Regions from separate parts of the Homo sapiens genome. Here region 1 is linked to region 2. The links are chromatin loops, found by intact Hi-C in ENCODE. Cell type or tissue: MCF 10A. All regions are shown on one strand. Region 1 has its middle 54 kb from the start of SCAF4. Region 2 has its middle 50 kb from the start of LINC00159.

Evidence for each region. A loop is a pair of places that touch in the nucleus more often than their neighbours do. Peaks named below come from ENCODE experiments on the same cell type or tissue, not always from the same donor. Only the 100,000 strongest peaks of a DNase experiment are listed, where the experiment ranks them.
Region 1: a loop joins it to region 2, with 5 times the contacts of the local background. A loop is called at or near these places in 1 of 110 quality-filtered maps.

Annotation. Positions count from the first base shown.
Region 1 is chr21:31,784,809-31,787,308 of GRCh38, reverse strand. No RefSeq gene overlaps it. Among named protein-coding and RNA genes, the nearest start is that of SCAF4, 54 kb to the right of the region's middle. In MCF 10A, a CTCF peak has its summit at 1,256 (motif pointing left); a DNase peak (open chromatin) is centred at 1,238.
Region 2 is chr21:32,135,160-32,137,659 of GRCh38, reverse strand. No RefSeq gene overlaps it. Among named protein-coding and RNA genes, the nearest start is that of LINC00159, 50 kb to the right of the region's middle. RefSeq lists enhancers at 1,367-1,626, 2,177-2,226. In MCF 10A, no CTCF peak of the experiment used is centred here; DNase peaks (open chromatin) are centred at 939 and 1,789.

The DNA of each region.
Region 1 (2,500 bases), 350 kb after region 2:
TGTTGTCTGAAATAGAATCCATAAATAGCATGACCACCACACATCCATGACAATGTGACTACAATAGAAGACGTCAGTAAGAAGTCAGATGCGTGCCTTGCATGTAAAATCCCTGTGAACAGGACCACTACCCGTGCATGCTGAACCCAGTGTGCTGCTTTGGCAACTCAGATCCCAGGGGCAGCGCTGTCATTGGTGAGGCAATTTTCAGAAATGGTAAGCAACTCTTGGGGAAGTTTCTGCAAAACAGAGGGATAGATTTCAATTTATGTGATAGTTATACAACTGGGAAATTCTGTGTGTATTAAAAGCACAGGAAAATAATGTGTGTTAGATACAAAATAGAGTTCAGGTCTGGCATTAGATTATTATCAACAGGTTTTTCACCTATATACATGACCAACAAGATACTCAAAACTAGCACAGGCTGGGAGAGAAGTTTTCATCATGAGGGAAAACCTCACACCTCACAGGGTGAATAAGCAATCCTGGCTCCCACCTACCATGTGCCAGATGTGTCCCCACTGGCTGTGATTACTAAGAAATGGCCACAGATTTGCACACCCTGGGAGGAGAGCTGCCCTCATTAAGCATCACTGCACAAATATTCTTCTGAAAATAGAATGCCCTGACCCAAACACTATGCTTCAAATGGAGAGTGATGGAAGGAGTGTGACGTAGAACATCTCAGAAATGCCAAGTTGGTTTTATCTCAAGTGCCATTGATCGCTAGAAGCTGACTGAAGTGGTGTGTTGAGAAAGTATCTAGAACTGCCTTTGGACTCAGTGAGGAAGATTGCCATCATCTATCAACCATGCCATCTGTGAGCACAGAGGAGGGAAGTGTGGCCTGCATGCCACCATGTTTGCTGGCCCAGAAGTGTAAACTCTCTTATCCTAGACACCTTTTGCCTATGTCTGCAGCTGAAAATTGAAATCACTTTTTGGCAGGAAAAAAAATGCAATTGACTCATATCAAGCTCCACTTTCCCACATTTGGCAAAACATTTCAGAAGTTAGAGCAAAGAGGAAAACATCGGGTTCAAATATTCAAAACCATACATATTTCACGGAACAAGAGGAACTCTTTGTGATAGAGAAATTAAAAAATAGAACTGCTTAGCAGATATATAAAGATGGTTTCTGTCAGGGAGAGTCTGGAAGAATTCATACACTGGCAGCTCCGAAATTCAAGGACAGAGTAAAGTCTTGCATTGAACCTTTTTCTTCCACAGCCTGCCCCCTGGTGGAGATGTTAATAAGCAGCAGACACACAAGACTGAATTTACCGAAGGAAAGGGGAAAATAAAGCCGCTGCCCCAAGACCTTCTGAAGTAATGGAGAAAAGAAGCTTTGACGATGATGGTGGTAGTGGTGGTGATGATGGTAATGATGATGATGGTGGTGGTGGTGGTGGTGGTAGTGGGGGGTGATGATAGTGGTTAGTACAATTTGGATTTGTGTCCCAACCGAAATCTCATCTTGAATTGTAGTTCCCATAATCCCCATATGTCGTGGGAGGGACCTGGTGGGAGGTAATTGAATCATGGGGGCAGTCACCCCCATGCTGCTGTTCTCGTGATAATGAGTGAATTTTCACGAGATCTGATGGTTTTATAAGGGGCTTTTCCCCCTTTGCTCGGCAATTCTTCCTGCCACCATGTGAAGAAGGATGTGTTTGCTTCCCCTCCACCATGATTGTAAGTTTCCTGAGGCCTCCCCAGCCATGCTGTACTATGAATCGATTAAACCTCTTTCCTTTGTAAATTGCCCAGTCTCGGGTATGTCTTAATTAGCAGCATGAGAATGGACTAATACAGTGGTGGTAGTGGTGGTGGTAGTGGTGGTGGTGGTGGTGGTGGTAGTTGGTGGGTGATAATGGTGGTGGCAGGGATGGTGATGATGATGGTGGTGGTGATGATGGTGGTGGTGGTGGTGATGGTAGTAGTCAGTGATGATGATGGTGGTGGTGGTGATGGTGATGGTGGTGGTGGTGGTGGTGATGGTGATGGTGGTGGTGATGGTGGTGATGGTGGTGGTGGTGATGACAGTGGTGGTGGTGATGGTGATGATGGTGGTGGTGATGGTGGTGGTGGTGGTGGTGGTGATGGTGGTGATGGTGGTGGTGGTGGTGGTGATGATGATGGCGGTGGTGGTGATGGTGGTGATGGTGGTGGTGGTGATGGTGGTGGTGATGGTGGTGGTGATGGTGGTGGTGATGGTGGTGGTGATNNNNNNNNNNGTGTGGTGTTGTTGTTGTGGTGGTGGTGGTGGTGGTGGTGGTGGTGGTGTTGGTGGTGGTGGTGGTGGTGGTGGTGGTGGTGGTGGTGGTGGTGGTGGTGGTGGTGGTGGTGGTGGTGGTGGTGGTGGTGGTGGTGGTGGTGGTGGTGGTGGTGGTGGTGGTGGTGGTGGTGGTGGTGGTTGTGGTGGTGGTGGTGGTGGTGGTGGTGGTGGTGGTGGTGGTGGTGGTGGTGGTGGTGGTGGTGGTGGTGGTGGTGGT
Region 2 (2,500 bases):
TGTTGGTATTTGCTTCCTGACTATTTCCCCTGCTGTAAGCTGCATGAAATCAGGGTTTGTGTCTATTTGCCCATCATTATCCCAGCACCTAGCTCACTGTTAGTGCCTAGTAAGCACTCCTAAGTAACTGTTGAGAGAATGACAAAACAGGAAAGCAAGCCTCCATTGTATCAGATTTTGGGAGTTGCAATTTAGCCCTTAGGCAAATCTAACAGAATTCTAGACAGGATGTAGTCTATGTTAGTTTCCTGTGGCTCCCGTGACAAATTACCTCATGCTGTGTGGCTTAAACAAGAGATATTTATTCTCTGACGGTTTTGGAGGCCAGAAATCTGAAGTCAAGGTGTTGTCAGGGCCACACTCCCTACAGGGTCTTTAGGGGATAATCTGTTCCCTGCCTCTCCCAGCTCCTTAGGGGCTGCTGGCTTCCCTTGGGTTGTGGCCGCATCACTCCAATCTCTACCTCCATCTTCAAATCACCTTTTCCTCTTATTTTGTGTCAAATCTCCCTCCCTGTATAAGTGCCTTGTAAGGACATTGTGTTGCATTCAGGACCCACCCAGATAACCCAGGATGATTTCCTCATTAAAATCTTTAACTTAATTACATCTGCAAAGACCTTTTATCCAAATAAGGCCATATCCACAAGTTCTAGGGATTAGGATGTGGGCATATCTCTGGGGGGCCATTTCTCCCCACCACGGGATTGTAAGACTAGACTTGGTCCAATAGGAGCTGTTTGGGGAAACTCAGGATGAGAACCTCTGCAAAACAGGAGAGAATGGATTGCAGTTAGGCTGTGAGTAATCACGGAGGAGAAACAACCCAGTGATGCTTCCCACCGGGGTCAAGGCAGACACCATCATTGTCCCCTTCCTACTCTTGCCTTCTTTGCCCGCAAACAAAGATCATTTCTGCTGGCACAGGGTTTGGATGAGAGCCAGATCTCACCCAACTGTTGAAATTCATGGCTGACGAATCAGTGGAAAACAGCCAGAACCTAGGGCTCGCATCTACTGCACAACGTTGGGAACAATGCTTCATCTCAGTTAGCCTCAGTTTCCCCAATTATAAATCAAAAGAGGGTGATGCGTCATAGTTACTTCTTCCCAAAGGAGCCATTGGAATGGTTTTGTTGTCATTTTTCCTGTGTCTTGGGACAATCGTGCTGATATAAAGCATCATTATATTTACCAAGTATGTTCCTTGCAAGAACTTGTTCTTCTTGCTCTTCTTACAGCTGTGGAGTCTCCATCTGCTTTTCAAAGTAACAAAAATCCTCCCCCAGACCTCTGGATCACCACACACCTGTGTCTCTGCACTTCTCAGGTGCTGCCCTCCTCCGATTTTCCCTTTTACTGCACCAGAGGCCACCAGCTATTTTAAACCACACTTAGAAACTGGTCCTTTGTGGCAAGTGCTGTAGAGAGTGTCTTTAAAAAGGTATAGGTTTCTAAAAAAAAAAATAAAAAGTACACAAACACGGAGGGTGGGCCAGAAATAAATGCTACTGTATATTTAGAAGCTGAATGCTTTCATTCTTAGATAATGAGTCTAATTCAGTTTCTATAAACCACAGTCGTGCTTCCGTGGTCTCAGTTCCACTGAGCATCTTGTACTTCGAAGCAGCCTTCTGAAATGGCAAGGCTATTTATGAGGGAGCATTGGTGTGAGTTTCTGTTTTTGGCAAAGGGTAAAAATAAGGAATGTTCTTCTGAGTGGGCTGCTCTGAGAATCCAGCTTGGCCGCTTGGTCGGCGCTGGGCACATGTGCACGACATATGTCATTCTTGCCTCTGAATAGAGGGTATGAATCACTCTGCCTGGCTCTACCCAGTGGGGATTTTTAGATCGTGCTTCTTCTCCAACATGCAAAGCAGCGTTTGATTTTCTGAGAGGGAAGTGATGAATATTTTTCTCTGTAAAATATGAACGGTGAATGTAGTCAGTACCCACTGTGAAGGCTTAGAGAAAACAAACTAAAAGATGACCATCAGACAACTTCCCCTCTGCAGGGAGCTTCCAGATTCCTTTCCTGCGGGCTGCGGGAGGCTGGCAGCCTCTTGAGAGGGTGAGGTCATTTCTTCAATCAACAAACGTTTTGGGAAGCCCCCTATGTGCCAGGTACTCCTGCAGGCACTGGGGAAATGCTGGGGTCATGTAGAAACCGGAGCAAGCTGGGGTACATAGTGTGTGCTTGCTTTTAATGAAGTGAGTCACTCCTAGCTCCTTGAAAATCAGAATCCTAGCAGTAAACTGTTTGATGATGATCAAGTTCAAGTCCAGCAGCAGTGTTTGGGCCATTACAAGCACCTCACTCCCTCACGCCCTCTCCAGAGGGCCAGGTTACACTTTGGGAACCCCAAGTCTTTTCTAGAGGGATGAAATGATTCCGGGGAAGTTAGACTGAACTGAATCCAGTACCTGCTGGAACCCCATTTCTCCAGAAATCCTCCAAGTTTGAGCTCGAAGCTACTTAATCCTCTGGGGGTGACTGTGGG